Linked DNA regions of Mus musculus: regions 1, 2 and 4 are each linked to region 3. The links are chromatin loops, found by intact Hi-C in ENCODE. Cell type or tissue: gastrocnemius. All regions are shown on one strand.

What was found. A loop is a pair of places that touch in the nucleus more often than their neighbours do. Peaks named below come from ENCODE experiments on the same cell type or tissue, not always from the same donor. Only the 100,000 strongest peaks of a DNase experiment are listed, where the experiment ranks them.
Region 1: a loop joins it to region 3, with 2.6 times the contacts of the local background. A loop is called at or near these places in 24 of 42 quality-filtered maps.
Region 2: a loop joins it to region 3, with 2.5 times the contacts of the local background. A loop is called at or near these places in 13 of 42 quality-filtered maps.
Region 4: it touches region 3 in a loop (5-fold over the local background); 13 of 42 quality-filtered maps call a loop at or near these places.

What each region holds. Positions count from the first base shown.
Region 1 is chr2:26,928,028-26,933,027 of GRCm38, reverse strand. The region is part of intron 1 of Surf4 (surfeit gene 4); the gene reads left to right. It overlaps Gm36591 (a long non-coding RNA gene), which reads left to right. Exons shown (of 2, transcript XR_374179.1): 1 at 1-2,471; 2 at 4,189-4,780. Among named protein-coding and RNA genes, the nearest start is that of Gm36591, 2.7 kb to the left of the region's middle. In gastrocnemius, a CTCF peak has its summit at 2,456 (motif pointing left); a DNase peak (open chromatin) is centred at 2,441; H3K4me3 peaks cover 2,219 bases; H3K27ac peaks cover 2,601 bases.
Region 2 is chr2:26,852,637-26,857,636 of GRCm38, reverse strand. All of the region lies in intron 1 of Abo (ABO blood group (transferase A, alpha 1-3-N-acetylgalactosaminyltransferase, transferase B, alpha 1-3-galactosyltransferase)), which reads left to right. Among named protein-coding and RNA genes, the nearest start is that of Abo, 9.9 kb to the left of the region's middle. In gastrocnemius, no CTCF peak of the experiment used is centred here; no DNase peak of the experiment used is centred here.
Region 3 is chr2:27,036,635-27,041,634 of GRCm38, reverse strand. Gm13398 (a long non-coding RNA gene) reads right to left here and starts at 4,956. Exons shown (of 3, transcript XR_374184.2): 1 at 4,288-4,956; 2 at 3,947-4,141; 3 at 777-3,555. In gastrocnemius, CTCF peaks have their summits at 2,143 (motif pointing left) and 2,831 (motif pointing right); DNase peaks (open chromatin) are centred at 2,191, 2,292 and 2,835; H3K27ac peaks cover 1,039 bases.
Region 4 is chr2:26,844,867-26,849,866 of GRCm38, reverse strand. It overlaps Abo (ABO blood group (transferase A, alpha 1-3-N-acetylgalactosaminyltransferase, transferase B, alpha 1-3-galactosyltransferase)), which reads left to right. Exons shown (of 6, transcript NM_030718.5): 2 at 877-946; 3 at 1,560-1,616; 4 at 3,258-3,293; 5 at 3,777-3,911. Among named protein-coding and RNA genes, the nearest start is that of Abo, 18 kb to the left of the region's middle. In gastrocnemius, a CTCF peak has its summit at 1,968 (motif pointing left); a DNase peak (open chromatin) is centred at 2,000.

The DNA.
Region 1 (5,000 bases), 110 kb after region 3:
CCAGGACCGTCCTGGCCCTTCCTTCTTTGCGTGGACTCTGCTCCGGTTGCCCGATCTGGGTCCACGCTGCCGAAGGAGAGGAGCCTGCCCCTTGGCTCGCCTTCCCAAGTGTACAGGTGGCTTGTGAACCGCAGGGAAGGCCTGGGATGAGTCTGGGCCCGAGCGACTAGCTGGGCAGGGTTAGAGCCGGAGAGAGGCGCAGGTGGCACCACTTTTTACAATTAAGTTCGACGGATGGGGTGGGAGTTGTGTGAGTGTGAGGCTTTGACTTCTGAAATTGTCCCGTTAGATCTGCGAAGTCATAATATAACCTGAACTAGCCCTGGAGGCTGAATGGTGCCGGGGCCCACCCGCCAGCCAGTTTTGGTTCACTTAGTGTGTTCGTGGCTGTCGGTGATACGAGGAGGCATTTTTTGGCCTAGAGTACTCGAAGGTTGGGTGTGTGTGACCATCTTCAAATGAGCTTCTCTACCCCTCCTTTTGAGGGGTGTCACCTCCCCATGTTCACCTTCAGTTCTGTTGAACCATTTTCCTGTGAGCTGATCTTTTTAAAGGCATTTCTACCCCTTTTGGAAAAGTTTCTAATGCCACGATTTTGCATTAAATACATAATTTTAAAATTGTATGGACCAAGGTCTTCCTCTTGTGATGGGTTTCGTTGACATAATTCTCAGTGACCCAGTTTTATCTTCCTGAGTAGCAGCTCTCTAAGAAGATGGCTTCATAGCCAAGTTTGTGAGCGGCTCACCTCAGGATCTTCAGCTGGAAAACCCACCATTTTGCAAGTGGATTTCACAACCCAGATCAGATGAATTATCTCCAAGAAGCTGCCAACTATCTAATGATAGATTTCAACTGGAGAAAGAGTTCATCTTTTATGAAGTCCTCCATGTACTTTGTTTTGATTTAAATGAAAGAAGCCAAATCTTGGGACTGGACAGGCTTTTGTGGGGAATACAGTAGCCACTCCCACTAAGTAACTGGCTTGGGCTCCTGGACTTGCCAGTGTCCACCACCCAGGAGGAAACCCTGGGTCTCCTACTGCTTGGTGTCCAGGGCATCTCAGGTCTGGAGTTAGATTTCAGCTACACATCAGTGGAAAGATGCCCGTACTGTAGATGGCCTGCTGCTTAAAACCAAAATTCCCAATGAAGGTTCCTTCTTAAGGGATTAGCCTCAGAGTCCACCTGGAAGTTAGCAGAGGATACCACAGGAGCTTCTGAGATGTGACTCCTGCTCTTCTGATCCAGTGTCAGGCATCAGGGAGCCTTCCAGTGGCCTCAGTGTGACCAGTCCTGGGAGCTTTTGTGTTGGATATTCATCTGCACCCTTGAAAACAAATTTGTCAATGAGGAAGGTGCTGATAGTCCAACGTTCTAAGTGAAAGGATCTAATGTGTTGGAAAGTGGAGTGTTACTCTAAGGTGTTGTCAGATAGTATCACAGATCCATGTCTTTAGAAAACAGAAGTAGAACTGAGTTTGCAAATCAGATTTGCCTGGAAAGTCGGGCTTCTCATATGAGACCTGGAAAAGTGTTTCTGATGCTGATGAGAACACTGAGCTGTTAACTGGACACCTACCTTCCTGTGAGGCTGGCCATCAAGGCTCCATCTTCCCAGGGCTACAGAGAAGTTTGTCATGATCTGCACAGTCCTGGGCTTGTTACTCAGATCCAGCATTCCCCCCATGTTGGTGCTGTTGGATATATCCTGCTGGGATCCTGCTGGCAGGTTCCAGTGAGCTACATCTCTGACCTGGCATCAAGCTCCGTGCCCTTGGGCAGTCAAGGATGAGGTCCTTTTGCTCCCAGGAACCCAGGCTCTGAAGAAAGTGCTGATATACAGGAAGTAGACCTTCGAAGCCATCAGAAACCAAGTGGGAAAGAGCCAGGAACTCAAAGTCATGCCTATGTCCTGTGGCTGCTACTTAATTCAAGCTAAACAGATTGCAGAGTAGCTTCCAAGTGAATTCACATCAGGAACCAGGAACATTAGGGCTTAATGGATTCTGCCTGATGGCTGTTACCAGGGTGACAGGAAGGCTGCAGGGGGCCTTACTTTGGTGTGCTGTCCTGGCAGAACTACTGGCAGTGGTGGTGCAAGGCTTTACTCTTAGCACTTGCGAGGCAGGTGTATTTCTGAGTTCAAGGCCAGCCTGGTCTAGAGTACGTTCCAGGACAGCCAGGCCACACAGAACAATACTGTTTGGAAAAACCAAGAGAAAAGAAGAGTGGCAGAAGTAGACCCAGGAGTGATGAGGCCTTTGTGGAAGTAGTGCCAGAGTGGGCTTGATGTGGCCTGGGTAGGGCCTGTTGTCCTGGGGCCCTGAGCCTTCCCTTCTTCAGTGCTTTGTCATCTTGTACCTCTACCTTAAGGATTGGGAAGCTGACTCACTTCTCTGCTTGCTAGTCTTGACTGGAGGTTGGACAGTGCCCCCTTCTGGAAAAGTGAGGTAGAGACACTGGAGACTGGTTAGTATCTGTACGATGAGGGCTAGTCCTCACAGACTGTGGCTTCTATTCAGTACTTGAGTTTTAGAAAAGGAAGGGTAGTCTTGCAGGTCTTACACCCATGATGCATTGGAGACCTATCCAAGGTGTTTGATACATACTTGCTGAGGGTTCTAGAGTCAGATTAGCCACCACAGTGTTGAGCAGACCCTGCCTGCCTGTTGCTGCTCTCAATTCCTGAGCTGTGGTTCTTTGAACAGGGTCCACCAGTCAGAAAATCTAACCTGCCATTTTCTTAGACTAAGCTACCATGGATCCATTTTTGTCCTGAACACAAAGAGGTGGTTGGTATTTTCTACTCTGCATGTTGGTAGCAGCATTCCTTGTGTGACCCTTACTTGTTTCATGGGTGCTATCTCAGGACAGATAGGATTATATCTTAAATCCCCTCAGACCTTGGAGATGATAACCCTTTGAGATAAACTTGAGCCTTCCTCATTCTGCCCACATGTTTGTATGTGTATCACTTGCATACCTGATGCCCAGAGATGCCAGAAGAGGGCATCAGATCCCAGGAATTGGAGTTCCAGATGATTGTGAGCTAAAATATGGGTCCTGGGAACCAAACTTGGGTCCTCTGAGCTCTTCACTGCTGAGCCATTTCTTTAGCCCCTCTTCTCATTTCTTAATGCTACCGGGATGCTTCACTGCCTATCATGAGAAGCCTGTTTTGTTTTTTTGTTTTTTGTTTTTGTTTTTTTCTTTTCGAGACAGGGTTTCTCTGTATAGCCCTGGCTGTCCTGGAACTCACTTTGTAGACCAGGCTGGCCTCGAACTAGAAATCCGCCTGCCTCTGCCTCCTGAGTGCTGGGATTAAAGGTGTGTGCCACCACGCCCGGCTGTGAAGCCTGTTTTTCAATGGCTTGACTTGACTGACTTTCCCACAAGCTTTCCTCAGTAGCATCCACCACTGGTTTTTCCAGGCTCTGCAATGAGAACCAAGGTTATGGAATTTCTGGTATTCACGGCCAGCGTGAGCCAGGTCATGGGCAGTGGCCTGCAAGTACAGAGTGGATGTGGCTGTAGGAACCCTTTGCAGTGGCGTGATGTGAGCCAGGAGCTGTGACCAAGATGCTTGTGAAGGATTTGTCGTTGTTGTTAAACTTGCCTTTTTTCCTGTGTTGAGATGCCGATCAAAGGCTGTTGACTGGTGCCCTGTGCCCACTTGATAGATTCTTGTCTTTGGAAGGCAGAGCCCAGCAGATGTGCTTAGTGCAGCATATACTGCACTGCATCAGTCTTGCAGCCTTGCTAGTGTGGAAGGGAGGGAGGTAGGTGTGACTTGTCTCTCCCTCCATTACTGTTTTCTACTCTTTAATCCTCTTGACCCAGACACTCCAATTAAGAGTAGCAGACTTGTCGGGATGTTTTAACTACATCTAGTGGATTGTGCTACGTTGTGTTTGTAGCAATTGAGCATCTATGGTGAGGTTCTTGAGGGAGGAGCAGACTGCAGCAAGGCTGGGCAGGTCTGTTCATCCAGTGGGTGAAGCCCCAGTGTAATTGTGTTGGGAACAGTTCTCATTTGGAAGCAAGTCAGAACGTCTCCAGTGTCTGTGGCTGCTTGACAGTCCACACCCTCCTGTGGTCTGCACTGCTTAGTTTGGGTACTTGACAATATGAGGGCCATTTCTTGGGAGTGCTCTGAGATCCATGGTGGTGTTCTTTACTCTCATAGATTATTGGTGATTACGTCACTGCTGGCTATTTCTAGGACATTAGGACCATGAAGTAGAAACTGGGATGGTGAGTGGTGTCACTTGTTCCCCCAGCTAACAGAATGTTGTTGTATGTGTATTTTCTACCAGGGCCCTAAAACATAAGCATATTTGGACTCTTTTTTCCTTTCGTGTTTATTGTGAGATTGGGTCTCTATGCTGCTAAACATTGTCTTGAAATATTAGGTTCAAGTGAACTTCCTGCCTCAGCCTCCCAAGAAGCTGACATCACAAGCATTGTGTCATCATGCCCCTTTTTCTTGTTTTCTTTTTTTATTACAGATTTTTTTGACTCTGCAAGTTAGGAAGGACTCTTAGCAGCCAGTAATTGCATGGTCTTTACTTGTTGGAGGGTAGCAACCTCTCCCACCCCTAAAAGTAACTGGATCACCATGCCTTGAGCCCATTGCTGGCTGGGGTTAGACAAGGACGGACAGGGTGAAGACGTGTGGCCTGAGTGCCTGTGCTCTGACTTCAGAGCTGCTGGCTAGTCTCTGTGATGATGTCAGTGTGGCTTGTGCCATCTCTTCAGTAGGGCTGAGTAAGCACATGCAGATACACACCAGGGCTGTGTCTGAGGATTTGGGCTTCAGTGTTATGACTTCCTGTTCCCTGCCCCAGATTGAGCCTGTCTGCATTGCCAACCAAGCCAAGCCTGGACACCCCTCCGTGGGATGCCCAGGTGCTTTGCAGCTGAGATGGTAGTTTTAGCAGTGGCTTGGGTTTTGAAGTAGCTTGTAACATGCTGAGAGTTTGGGTATACCCCTTACAT
Region 2 (5,000 bases), 180 kb after region 3:
AGAAGGCAGAATGGAACCTTGCGACTTGCTTGGCTGGTATCTACTTCCACCGTGAGCAGGCCAGCTAGCTCTCAACCAGGCAGTAGAAGCCTGAGAAGGAATGGCTGCCTAGGAGAGAAGTGAAGGTTGATGATGAGATATGCTATGGCCTTAAGGCTCCAGGTTTCTGGCACACAGTAGGCAGATCAAGATTGAGGCCCTAGGTCCCACGTCCAACAGGAGTGGGAGTATGCAGTCTGACAGCCATTAGAAGACAGGAGAGTAAGAAATATGGAATAAAAATTAATCAAGTTGTGGGGCCACCAAACTCCATTCTGTTTGACCCTGTCACCTCTGGGTGATTCTGTGTTCTCACCTGCTGAAAGTGATAGAGGAGAACACTGCCAAGAAGCAGAAGAAACAGGTCTCTAATAGCCTTGGAAGTACTAGCCAGAATAGGGCACCTGCTGGTACCATGGTCTTTGAGCTAGCTCCTCCTCCCTGTAGGGTATAGTGTCCCTGCGTGTCTAGAGGCTCTATTACACAGAGGACAAAGCCTAGATCATGGGACAGGACCATGGGGTTGGAGATGCAGAGGGGTGCTGCTGAGTCCTGTGAACTGAAGTTGCGGTGTGTAACCAGCCGCTAGTGTTAATGGCCTTGCAGGGAGCTGAGGTTCTCTAGGCAGGAACTGCTCAGGTCAGTCAGGAGTGGGACCAGTGGGGTAGAAGCATGGGTGTGTGTCCCACGACAATGGTCTGGATTCCACAGGCCGGGAGGGGAGGGGTTTCTTGGCACCACCTGGACCTCTGGAGCAGCTACCATGGGTCCTATTTGCGGAACGGTGGTCAGTAGGAAGCTCTGGGTGCCGGAGGGTTTGTGTTCCTGGACGCGTTCCTCCCTGCCTACATCCTTCGGGCGTTGGACTCGGATGTTGCAGCAGAGGAATGCGGCAGGAGCCAGAGCAGGTGCGCCAGAGCGATGATAGATCTGCGGTTGGGTAAGTGACTCCATCAGGGCTGCGGTAAGCTGCAGGATCAGCTTTGCTTATTTTCTGAGGCCTCAGGCAAATCTGGTCCTCTCCACTCTTCTCTCCTTTTTCTAGTCCCATCCGGATGGGAGCACAGTCGCACGCATCCTCCTGGAAAAGCTTCTGGTTTCAGCAGGGGACTGGGAGTTACACCCAGAATGAGAACAGAGGAAGGGAGAAGGACAGAGGGGATCCCTGCAGGTCGGGTGAGGATCTTCCCCTACCCGCGGCGCATCAGGCTTTTCTTTAAACTTTTCGTCACTGGACTTAGCTCCATCACACCTTCCGGTGCTTCTCTTCTTCTCACACGGGACAGTTTGTATTTCTCTTTGTCCAGATTGCTCCTTTTCATTATAGATCTGCATAAGTGATTACTAATAGTCATACCACCGGGTCAATACTAGGCAGTCTTGAAATCTCCTCTTCCTCACCATTAATCCAAAACACTTCAATTTAGCCTCAGGTATGTATTTCGGACAACGGCACAAAGCAGTCACATTCTTTGCCAGAATATCTCAAGAAGGGTCCTCAGGCTGCACACCAATATTCTTCCCCTCTGAAACGTGAGCTGGGCTCTCATAGTTTATATCACTCTCAGCTGCTGTCTTCCCTGCACCTATTCAGATGCACGTTAAATCCCCTTTAAGAGTTCAACCACAGCCGGGCGTGGTGGCGCATGCCTTTAATCCCAGCACTCAGGAGGCAGAGGCAGGCGGATTTCTAAGTTCGAGGTCAGCCTGGTCTACAAAGTGAGTTCCAGGACAGCCAGGGCTATACAGAGAAACCCTGTCTCGAAAGAACAAGACAAAACAAAACAAAAAAAGAGTTCAACCACTTTTCTAGTCCAAAGCCATAGAGTTCACAGTGAGCCAACAAGCAGCATGGTCAGGCTTGTCTCAGCAATACCCTGTTTTCTGGTGTCAACTTCTAACTTAGTCACTGTTATATTGCTGAGAAGAGATACCATGACCACAGCAACTCTTACAAAAGGAAGCATTTCATTGGGGCTTGCTTACAGTTTCAGAGCCTTATAGTCCATTATCATCATGGTGGCACACATGGCACCTGAGCAGTATCTGAGTGCTACATCCTCATCCCCAGACATCAGGAAGAGGGTGAGAAAGAGATTGGGGCTGGCATAGGATTTTGAACCCTTAAATTCCATACCCAGTGACAAGCTTCCTTCAACAAGACCACACCTACTCTAACAAAGCCACACTTCCTAATCTTTCTAAAATACTTACCCTCCCTGGTGAGTAAGCATTCAAATATATGAGTCTTTGTGTGTCATTCTTATCCAAACTACCATAGTTCAGTTTCCTAGATATGATTTTATTAAGCCCATAGAATCCTAAACTCTCAACTCACACCCATATCCTTATAGGGTGATAGAGTAACTTCCTTTTTATTTCAAGGAATAAGGCATTTGTCATTTTGTGCTGGATGGGTGGTTCTGGACAGATGATGGAGCCACTTATGGCAAAGCATTGGCAAAATAACAACAACAACAACAACAACAACAACAACAACAACTAACCCAACCAACCAACCAAAAATCCCCTGATTTATATAATATGGAGTCACTCAGAGTAGAACAAACGTGATTCCAACAGTCACAGTGTTAGTGCTCAGTCAGCCATGCTGTGTTTAGGCCCACTGATGTCTCTGTAAGTTCTTGGAGCAGGAAGGGGTAAGATGCTTCCTTGTTGCTATGGGAAAAAGGTTTGGAGAGACACCGTGTGAAGGGTGACTGGAGTTAGGGTGATATAACTGCAACCACTGCTCCTGTCACTGGGGATGCTTTCCTAGGCTCTTCTCTGTCCTTTCTTTATTCCTCTACCCAGTCCTTCATTTGTCACCTTTCCTTCCTATGTAAACAGGGGACGTTCATACACTTGAGACTCCAGCTCGTGATATGGTCCAAGCTTGGAACAGGTGACTTGATATCTTTAAGGCATCAAGACAAATTGCCTTGAAGCTTAAAATGTTCAGGGTTTTTGAAGAGCTTGACAAATTAGTGCCTGTCCTTAGGCTGCTCCCATTGTTTAGTCTCTATTTATTCCCAGTGAAATTTGCTGAACACTGGTTGATATGAACAAACCAGGGACCAGGAAGTATGCCTGCCACAATGAGCAGGAATAGGACATAGGCTTGGAGACAAGAGTTTCCCTTGTAAGTGAGAGGCCCGGTGTGTGGAAACCTAGGAAGTAAGTGTGCCATGAGAAGAGCCACTGCAGGGGAGAAGTTGGTGCAGTGTGCTGGGAGGTAGAGAGGACTCCCTCCAGGTAATGTAAGCCTTGGGTTTACACACAGTGCTGGCTGGTGAATGTAGCCCGGGGTTTACACACAGTGCTGGCTGGTGAATGTAAGCCTTGGGTTTACACACAGTGCTGGCTGGTGAATGTAGCCCGGGGTTTACACACAGTGCTGGCTGGTGAGCTGTTTGGGCATTGGTGCTGTGTGGAATGGCTTCTTAGAAAGTGCAGGCTCGGGGCTGGTGAGATGGCTCAGCAGGTAAGAGCACCTGACTGCTCTTCCGAAGGTCCGGAGTTCAAATCCCAGCAACCACATGGTGGCTCACAACCATCCGTTATGAGATCTGACTCCCTCTTCTGGAGTGTCTGAAGACAGCTACAGTGTACTTACATATAATAAATAATAAATTTAAAAAAAAAAAAAAGAAAGTGCAGGCTCCTGGAGAATGGACCAACCAGGAAAGTGGCTTCTTGTTGCGTCTTCCTCTCTGCTCTGGGTTTCCTTAGTGCTTGATAGCTGGCTGAACATCTTGGGAGTGATCATTCTGTGAGGAGATGTGCTGTTCAGAGCCTGGCTGAACACACTTACTACATCCCATGTAGAAGTAGTGATTGATACTTGGTGATAATTAAAGAAAACAACACAAGAGCAGCCTTAATTAACCCTTGTTAATCTGTAACTGACAGAGACCCACACCCAGCTGTGACTAGTTTTGATTTGTGCTTTCCTAAGAGTAAGCAATGCTAAGCATTTGTATTCCTTTGGTAAAATGCCTGGTAACCTCTTTTTGCCTTTTAAAGGAATTAAGATTTCCCCTGTGTATTTCCTCAGTTTTGAGAATTCTTCATCTATCCTTTGAGACAAGACTGTGTAGTCCTGGCTGTTCTGGAACTTAAGCTCTGTGCTACTACAAACTCACAGAGATCTTTATACTTCTGCCACCTGAGTTCTGGAATTAAAGGCTTGTGCCAACATGCCTAGCTCTTCCTATAATCTTAATGGACACAAAGTATGTATGAAAGCAGATATATCATGAGAAATTGTCCCCTTCCCCCCTAGCATATCTTGTTCCTGGAGGCTAGATGTTCAAAGCCCTTATTGATTGCAGTTATCTCCCCTTTCTGATTATGCATCTGGGATCACGTCTGGGATATCGTGGCTTCAATCAGTGTCACAGAGACTCGAGTTTTCTTCTGAGCATTTTCTATTGACATTGGTGCTGCTCTTACGTTTAGAGTTTAGTCATTTATCTTTCATAAACTTTTTTGTTTGTTTTTGTTATTCCAGGGAGGTTTCTTTGTATAGTCCTGACTGTCCTGGAACTCACTTTATACACCAGGCTGGCTTAGAACTCAGAGACCCACCTGTCTCTGCCTTCTGAGTGCTGGGAATAAAGGTGTGTGCCACCACTACCTGGTTCATTTCTCAGCTACCATTTCCTGATTTTTATTAATGTTTTCAAAGAATTAATATTGGGGTTTTTGATTATGTCTTTGTTTCTTTCTGGCTCGCTAAAGTTTGCTCTCATTTTTAATGTGTGTTTCCTTCAATTTGGGTATAATTTTCTTCCTTTTCTGTTCGTGGTGGCATCAGAAGGGAGCTTAGCTGTTCACTGCAGACTTCTGTTTTCTTAATCTGGAGTCTTGTCCCTCCCAGGCCTTTAGCTTGACTGTAGCCACCCACCTCCATTTTTCTTTTGTCTATGTCTATTTCCTCTTTGTTAATTTTGCCATAC
Region 3 (5,000 bases):
CCCCGCCCCTTTTTCCCCATAGCTGGTGATCCTCCAGCACTGTGAGTTGACCTTGAAGAACCTTACAGGAGGCTAGAAAGAAGATGAGGAGTAGCCAGGGGTCCCAGGGCTGTCCCAGGCACTTGGTAGCATATGGGTGGATGACCTGGCACTGCTCATCACTGCCACAAGGATGGTCTCAGCTTCCTACCCTGGGCTGCCTTTCCCCTCCTCATCCCTGTCTTTCCCCTCTCAGATGATTGCTGGCCTATCTAAGAAAGGCAGCCAGGCAGTAGCACCATCCAACTGTCCTGAGAGCCACCTCTGCCTGCCTCTGAAGACAGCAACACTATGTCTCCCCCTTCCCTCAGGATACATAGGTGATGCAGCGAGGGTTACTGGGCTCTGGAGCATACCACACGCACCTCACAGTGCTTAAAACCCTTTATCCCAAGTGAGAAGAAAGTCAACAGCCCCAGTTTATCTGATAGAAAGCCCAGGATTTTTCTATCTATAGCCTAGTGGCAACCCTGCCCAGAACCTGTGTCCACTTAATAAGTGGAAAAGGTCACAGCAGTGTTGAGTGTCCACCTGCTTCCAGCTACTCTCTTCCATAACAACAGAAAGCCATGTCTGCCCCAAGGAGGCACTGGTCTTGCGCCTGTGAGCCCCTTGCACTCTCCCTGTAAGTGTTCCCATGTCTGACCTGGCTCATAGGCAGTTTTACTCCAGCTCTTGAGAACACTCCTTCCCACCCCTTCACCCCTGCTGCTACCGTAGTACAAACACCACACGGATAAATGCATACACATGTATAATTATCCTCATGCATACATAAATACAGATGTACATAGACAAACATTCATATCCACGTGTGTATCCATACACTGTCTCTCTATAAGCCTCTGGAGGAAAACTCCAACCAGCACCACTCCTGGATTCTCTCACATGCCTGGTAAAGTCCCCAAGTCCATCCTGTGCAACAGCCAACTCACCCAAAGCACATATTTTCCTAAGCTCAGGCATCTGGCTGCCCAGTGCTCCCTGGTGCTCCCTGGAGGTGCTCCCTGGAGGTGCTCCCTGAAGACAGGCAGGAAAAAAACCTGAGGCAGAACCACAATGTTTACAGAATGGGCCACTGAATTCTATAAAACAATATTTTCCTTGCAGATGCAATTTCTTCCTGGCCTGCATTCTCCCCAGGTACTTTGTGCTGATGGGCTGGGCACTGAGAATCCAGGAATGGGGCCAGACAGAGCGAGCTGGCCACTGGAGACCTGGAAACCACAGGGCATTTTCATGAGTCCTATTTAACAATGCATGCACTTGCCCTGGCCTGCATGGGTAGCTTGTTGGCACTGGAACTGTGGTAGAACCTGGATTTCAGGCAGGCAAGCCTGGAAGAGCTTCTGTCCACGGCCCAGCTCTCCTGAGCTCCCCGAAGCCTGCAGTCGTCACGATTTCCAGGATGCTGCTGCCATCCATGCCTGACAGAAAGGACAGCGGTGAGCGCAGTCGTCGAGGGAAAGGGCACTGATGTTCTAGCTTCGCGTCTGGTCAGCTTCACAGGTGGGCAGGTGTCAGGAGGGAAGAGGGGCTTGGGGTCACACCAGATAGAAAGTGACAACTTGTGCTAAATTCCAAAGAGGTCAGACTTGTTCACTAACCAGCTGCACCCAAAGGCACAAGAGTAGAAACCCAGAGAACAAGAGGGACCAGGTGTCTGGCTTCAGCTTCTCTCCTCCAGCAGGGATAAATAGGGGTAAGAGAAGAAGGTCAGAGGCTGCGGGAGCCATACTTAAGGCCCTGCTACTTCTCATGCTCAGAGCCTCACTGTGGAGGTCTACCCCACAGCGGCCCACTGAGAGTCCCACTTTCCTCTTTGCTTGGACACCCTGGCCCCCCGCATGCCGCCTCCTATCCAGCTGGTGGGAAAGCATCATCCAACTCTCTACCAGCCAAAGTGCCTGTCACCATTGCTTCAAGGACTACACCTATACTCCTCCAAGACTCTGAGGCCACCTAAAGCTCCTGCTCACTTCTCATATTGCCTGAGACTACAGGACCCAAGTGTTGGACTAAGACTGCTGTCAACCTGGAGCAGAGGGCTTTGTCCCCAGTGGGGCACACAGTCATGTGCTTCACATTCCCAGGAGGGAGCAGCGCCCTCTACTGGGACCCTGGCATGGGCACAGAATAGTTCAGAAACCAGAGCTCAGACCCATCTTCACTCCTCCCCTCCAAGACCCCAAGTTCCTGGAAGGAAGGTTGGCATCTGGAGAACATAAACACCCCACTGTCTGAGGCAGCTCTCCTGGAGACACCCCAGAGCCTCCTGACAGTCTCTGGCCACCAGCCAGGCCATAGCAATCCTGGGCCACCTGGGCCGTTCTCTGAATGCTTCAGTACCCTCTTCCCCTAGGCTTGGCAGAGCAGTGGGATGTGGATAACTGCAGGGTTCTCTAGATATGTTTGTACCATGGCCTTGTCCTTCCAGACCCAACCAGCAGATCCCTACCTGAAAAGCAGTCATGCCTGAGAGGAAAGTCTCTTGTGGAACTCAGGCTGCTGAAGGCAGGAAGGCATGGTGTCCTGAGAAGGGAACCACCCATAATCCTGCCTTAAAACAGGAGAGTTGCCGCCTCTCTAATGGCTTTTAGATCAAAGACAGAGATGGGGAACAGATAGCAGCAGCAAATGTCAAAACAGCTTTCACTTGGCAGCGGGATCCTTGCTCATGAAAAAAAATCTCAAACTTCACATCTCAAAAAAGAAAGGAAAAAAAAAAAAAAAAGCCCACCCTTGGAACGCTCCAAACCTCTATGCAAGTGCAATTCTATCTTTGACCACCAGGTGGCAGATGAGACCAGTGCATCCTTTGGAGGCAGCTCCTTTGCCCCTTTCCCATGAATCTTTTGGGTGAGTGCTCAGAGGCTGGTGTGTTGGGGGAGTATAGATCAGCGTGACCACAGAAGGCCACTCACTGGACATCTTCCTCAAAATTCCAAGAAACAGGCACTACCAGCCCACCTTGAAAACTGGGGAAACTGAGGCCCAGAATAGAAAGACTGACCACACAGTTACTCCCACTCATTGATACAAATGCCTGGAGTCATTCAGCTTTATCTGAAGCCCCCAGCATGGCTTCCCAAAGATGGGGAACACAGCTGTTCTTATCAATGGAAGCAGACCAGAGGAATGAACATGAGCTGCCTAAACATAGGGGTCCAGGCTGTAGCCTCCCACGGGGTCCTCCTTCGACAGGTCTCACACAGCACTGAATGCCATCGACCCAGAGCAGAGCTAGGAGCCCAGCTGTCCTGCTGTCCTCTGCTCAGGAACCCACTTAGTAGGAAGCTTAGCAGGGTGGCAGGAGGTTTGACAGGGTGGCTATGCTAGCCAGAATGACATCAGGAGGAACACTAGGATGAGGGCTGCAGCCAGGGTGACAGAGGGCACCAAGTCTGAATCCTCTGCACCATCTATGTCATCACCAGGAGCATCTTCAGGGGCGTCGGGAACCCCGGACAACTGGGTTTCAGAGACCTTCTCCTCTGGGGGTCCAGGGCGGCTCATCTGTGGGAAGGAAGAAGGGTGAAGGCTGAGGTCTCATTTGCATCTTGTTCTCTGTACAACTCCCTGGCTAGAGGAATAGACCAGAGTGGTCACCAGTACTCCACCACGGCCCTGGACACACTGTTTTCTCCATTGTGAAAGGGGCTGTTGGTGGCACCTGGGAGAGCAAGGGTCAGGTGGGTCTCCTTCCCACCACCATTGGCTTCACCTCACATCTCCTTACCCCCTACCTCCCCCTGAGATGCTGGAGACCTTAGCCCCAGTGTCACAGTCCTGGAATGCCACTCTGCCAGTTCCCCAGGCACTTAGAGGTTGTTGGGCTGGTCTGGAAGGCCCTTGGTGAAGGCCAGGAAGGAGATCCACCCCATCCTCCCAGCTGCCTTCCACTTACAGGTGACATGGATTCCACGTTCCAGCTAGCTACCTTAGAGATGAGAGACAAGAGGCTCCAAGAGTCTGCAAAGTCAACTGTGGCCTCCAGACACACTTGGATTATAGCAGGTGGCTTCCAGGCAAGCAGTCTTAAGAGTCCCTTCTTTGGGGCAGGGTAGAACCCCTCATGGAAGGCCTGTTGAGATTTAGTGTCCTGGGGTGGTCAGTGCAGGAGGCAGGAGGAAAGGTTGTTTCTACTCTGAAATCTGTCCTAAGCCGGATCCCCAAGCCCTTCTCTCCACCTATGTGGGCTCTGTGTGGCATCACCCTTTTAGGACTGCAACCCCCAAGAGCAGTTACCTTCCAGCCATAGGGGTCTCATATCCTGGGAGAGCTTGCCCCTCTACCACCTCCTCTGAATAGATCCAGCTGAGGCCTTTGTTCAGTACTGCCCACCTCTGGGGAGGGGCATGCCTGGGAGGAGCTAGATAGAGCTGGGCTATAGGAAACAGGGACTCCTCCAAGTGCTGTGCCTCCACCCTTGTGGGTGTGTCCACAGAGTAGAGCAGCTAGTGTCTCAGAGAAGAGCTGCCCCCCCACCCCCCACCCCCGGGGCCAGCCTTCACCCATGGCCGGTTGCGCAGAGTCTCACACTGCGCAGTGGCAGGGTTAGGAAGAGAAGGAGATTGAGATCAATTCAGCAAGGGGCTTCCAGATGCTGTGGTGCCCAGTACTGTACAGGGCACAGGGTAAGCAGAGGGAAAGCCTTCACACCTAATCAAAGGCTAAGTTCCCAGACAACTGACTGAGTCCGACACAAGCAAGAGAATGCAGCAAGCCCCCAGCAAGAGAACAACCTTAAAGTTCCTTACAGAGGCCAATAACCTTTGCGATGGATGCACATCAAATTGTTCACTTTAAAAGAAGAAGTGTTGGACTGGAGAGGTGACTTAGGTAAGACCACTGACTGCTCTTCCAGAGGTCCTGAGTTCAAATCCCGCAACCACATGGTAGCTCACAACCATCTGTAATGGGATCCGGTGCCCTCTTTTGGTGTGTCTGAAGAAAGTGAC
Region 4 (5,000 bases), 190 kb after region 3:
CAGGGAGAGGTAAGCATTTTTAGACATAAGCCTTAAAACATGTGAGTGTTGGTGTGCTTGTGACAGTCGGAGGACATTCATAGGTATCCATCCATGCCTTTTCCTTGTCTGAGGCAGGGTCTCTTCTGCTCCTCCTCACTGTCTATGTCAGGCTATCTGGCCTGTGAGCTTTCATGAGTTTTGCCATTTTCTTCTCCCACCTCATCAATGGGATTACCTGATGTCTGGTTTTTACATAGGCTCTGGGGAGATGAACTGAGGTCCTCATGCTTGTATGGCTGTGGCAAAAACTTCACCCACTGAGCTTTCTCCAGAGCTGGCATATGAGACGATTTACACAGATGTCTTTTAGGAAGAGTTGGATTTGATTATGAGAACGCATAACTTGGAGAGACATCAAAGTCACCTGAACTATTGGGGGCATAGGTCAGTGGTGGGACACTTACCTAGTACACATCACCTCTGGGTTTCAACCTTCACATGAGAAAATTTCACTGGAAAAGATGAGTTGCTGTCTCTGTGGATGTAAGCATATGGGGCCAGAGCGGGAGGCGGGTCCCAGCCCCCTGTGAGCCAGCAGTGAGCCCAAGGTATTCATTTTGACTTATTTCAGTTTGCCATGGGAGGCATGAGGATGTGAGGCCCAAGGGGGACCCTGAAGATTTAGGGGAGCAGCTGGAGTCATGAGTTGGAAGGGAACAACCTTCTTTTCCCTCTGTGTGCTCAGTGGGGCTGGAGCTCCAGCCAGGCTTGGGACTGCCTGTGAAAGAGTGGCTGCAGGGCACAGGATGACCTCTGAATCTCAGGCCAGGCCTGGAGGGAAGGCAGGCCTAAGAAGCCAGTGAGTAACTGGATCCTGTGCTGCTGTTTTTTCAGGAAGACCGAAATGCAACTTCCTTCACCTTGGAATCCTTCCCTTCGCAGTGTTTGTCTTAGTCTTCTTTGGGTAAGAACCCAGGCTGATGAGGAACGACTGGAGCCTGAGCTGTGTGCATCCTTACTAGCACAGCAGTAATGAGGGTGCTCTTGCCTCAGCACCCACAGAGGCATGAACAGCTTTTGCTTGTTCACATAGTGAAGTCTCTGATTCCACAAAAGGGGGCTGGGGCTGGATACCCAGTCATTTGGCTCTAACTGTGAGGGTGGGCCTGGGAAAGGAGAGGAGGGCAGGATTGGGGGTGGTGGATTTCAGTCCTCTCTCAATGCAAATGGTCTGTGAGCCCCCAGAGAGCAAGACACTGCCATGCCTACCAGAGCTTCTGTAGACACAGCCAGGAAATACTCTTTGATACAGTCTTGGGTTGTAGGTAGCTGGCATGGAGTAGGGGCTGTCTGCAATGTCTACAGTTGTCTCCATGCAGACCTTGTTCCCAGGGCACTTCCTCTTTGCCATCTTTTCCAGTGGGGTGAACATCCTTAGTTCTGTTACCTGAGCCTGCAGCTCCACTGGGATCTGAGCTCACTGTGCTGGATTCAGTGGTGCACTTGGAGGGAGGGACAGATAGCTGATGTCAGGTCTGTGTCCTGAACAGCTACCCCTGTGTACATCCTTCCTACAGCTACCTGTTCCTAAGCTTCAGAAGCCAGAACTTGGGTCACCCAGGAGCTGTGACTAGGTGAGTGGGCATTGAGAGACAGACAGAGACAAAGATGGAAAGGGAGAGGAAGAGGGAGAGGGAGAGGGAGAGGGAGAGGGAGAGGGAGAGGGAGAGGGAGAAGGAAGAAAGGGAGAGAGAAGAGAGGGAGAGAGAGAGGGAGGAGAGGGAGAGGGAGAGGGAGAGGGAGAGAGGTGTGTCATGTTTGTATGTATGTGTCATATGTGTGATCGTGTGTAGGGGGATAGATAACTGGCTGAATGGACATTTTGCTGCAAGCTGCCTAGTGGCCTTTGCCTATCTATACCACCTCCTGATTGGATAGCTCTAGACCTTCTTTATGCTGCCCAGAGCAGCTTCTGCTGCCCCCTGCTGTCTTTAATGGGCATATGTATTCTTCTCTGGCTTAAGAATGGCTTCTGCTCCCCACCCACCTCACCAGCAGTCTGCTGAGTGCAATATTAGTCTTTGGCCTTCTATGACCAGACCCAAGTTGGAGACCCTCTCCATCCCTACCGTTTCCATATCCTGTTAGGCTGTCTTTTGGGAAGGCATCCCCTGACTTTGCCTGCTTTCCTGAGCCTTCTGTGGCCTTGCACCAGCTACATGCTTGTCTGTCTTAACCCTACTTTCCTTCTAGTCGCTAATGATCCTTTAGAACAGAAGGTAGGAGGCTTTCTGAGGTTGAATCCAACCTGTTGACACTTTCCAGCAGCTGGTCCCTCTGTGTTCCCTCACAAGCCATGCATGCTGTTGGACTGGAGCTCTGACTTTGCTTTTTGTCTATGCTGTGCTTCTCAGTAGACTACCTGGCCTCCCAAGCACTCTTTGTTGCTATCCCCACCAGTTCACTCTTGTGTCAGCTTTACACTGCTGCAAAGCACTCACTTTCATTTCTGTTGGGAGACAGTTACATCTTTTATGGCTATCTCTCTAGAGGTCTCTGGTTTTAAGTGTAGGAGTGTGTTGCATGCTTTTTTGTTTGTGTACCACATTCATGCCAGTGCCCAAAGAGGTCAGAAAAGGGCCTGAGGTCCCCTGGAACTGGGGTCATAGACTGTTGTAGGTCTCCATGTTATCATTGGGAACTGAACTCAGTGTCTCTGCAAGAGTCGCCAGGGTTCTTACTGCCGATCATCATTCCAGCCCTGCTCTTTGGTTCTCATACCATCATAGGGCATGCATCTTGCTAGCAGAAGTGGCTTTTGTCCCTTGGGGATTGGCATCTTTTGTGGGGACATCTCACTGCCACACATTGCCCCAGGTCTTTTATGGGAATCACTTTACACTGATGATGGGACTGGATTCTGAGAAAGACAGAGAGCCAGGACACTGTGCCGCCAGCGAGGACAGGACCAAGGCAGGCTGCAGGCCCATGTGGGATGCTCAGATCTACTAGGGACAGGCATGTTCAGTTTCATCCAGTGTGTGAATTAAAGTAGTCCTTAGATTTCCCAGTCTTAACCAGGGCTGGGTGTGGGCATGTATCTCGTGTCAAGCAAGACTGTGATCTTCCTGCTTTGGTTCATCCTTGGATCATGGGCAGACAGGGTGGCTAGCTTGCCACTGCTCATGAAGGTCTGTTTGCCTGGTGCATGACTGCCAGTGATGTGCATCCAGTGACCTTTCTGTCAACTTGAGTTCTGGTGTTTTCTTTTTCAGGAATGCCTATCTGCAGCCAAGGGTGCTAAAACCCACGTGAGTAGATTTAGTCACTGCGTGTATAGTGCAGGAGTCCTAAAGCACTAAAGGGTGATTTGCTTCCCTGGGGGAATAGTTCAGTAGCAACCCTGAAAGCCCAAGTTAGTCTAAGGAAAAAAACTAAACTCAGGAGAAACCAAAGACCTGACCTTGCTTCACCAACCGTTGTAGAGTCTTAGGGATGTCTGATTCAGGTCTGGGGCCCAGAGCATCTTCTGTCTCTTCTTTCACATTTGGGCTTCTGCTCCTTATTTTCATTTCTATCATCAGGGATTTTTAGAGATGTGGAGGGTACAGTTGTAGTAACCCAGTTGCTTTTATGGCTGGGGTTGGGGATAGTCAGTAAGAATTGCTGCTGGTTGGTACAACCCCATTCTGGGAGGGTGATCAGCCCTCGGAGAAACTGAGGGTTGGGAATCTGAGAAGGGTCCCTGCAGGCATGTTTGGTCACACATTGCTGGTGGCTCTCTCCTCATGTAGTAGGAAAGATGTTCTTGTCTTGACTCCTTGGCTGGCGCCCATCATCTGGGAGGGGACCTTCAACATCGACATATTGAATGAGCAGTTCAGGATTCGGAATACTACGATTGGACTGACTGTATTTGCTATCAAAAAGTAAGCAGTGGGGACTGGAGAGATGGCTAGTGGCTAAAACACTTGCTTGAGGGACATGAAGACATGAGTTTTATCCCTGATACCCATGGAAAAGCTGGGAATGGTGGCATGCGCCTGTAATCTCAACACCGTGGGTAGAGGGGAGAGACATGTGGATCCAGCCCACTTGTTGGACAGTCTAGCTAAACAGTGAGCTTTAGAGTCAATGAAGGGACCCTGTCTGAAGAACAAATAAAATAAATGATAGAAGATACCAAAAATCAACTTCTGGCCTTTACATGCACACAGGCAAGTAAACATGAATATATACAATACACGTGCACACCCCCTCACATATGCACACACAGTGGTCAAGTGGAGGCACAGGCATACCAAGCTGCATGCTTGTATTTAGATTGAATTGAGGGAGGGGCTTGTTCACTCTGCTACCTTCCTGAGCTCTGGTGGGCTCACAAGTGAATGAACCCAGTCCTGCCTTATCCCAGAGCCTCAGGGCAGCTGCCCTTCCAACTGTGCTCTCAGCCAGGTGCCATTTGCATCAGTCATCACTCACTTCACCTTGGTCTCTTCATCCCTAGAGCTGGCAGGAAGGAGCAGGATGCCAGCAGAGCTGTCAGCTGTGGCCACTGATGTGCCCTCAGATGCAGGACAAGGTGGACATCAAGGGTTGAGTGGAACATTTAGCCTTAGCCCTGGGGACAGCAGGTAGTAGTAGACCTGTGAAGCCCTGGGACTCTGGGTCAGGCTGACTTTAGGCCACAGGCAAGAAATGTGCCCTGTGGGAGCCTGTGGGAAGCAGGAAAGGGCAACATTATAGTGTGGAAGGCTGTGAATGCTGAGAGAAGCCATCTGGGCTGCCAGCACATATGAAGAGCATTGTGCCTTCCTGGCTGAGGTCCAAGGATAGTTCTGAGGCCTTTGAACCAAGCAGACTTGAGAGATGTTTGGGGCTTAGTTGGAGGGATCTTAGGCACCTTGAGAATGTCTGCAGCTCCTAGGGACAAAGGACTTTACAGTAAGAAGACACAAACACTACCTTGTTTGGGTGCTGCTGGGTACATCAGCAAGAACCCTGCCAGGTGTGGGTAG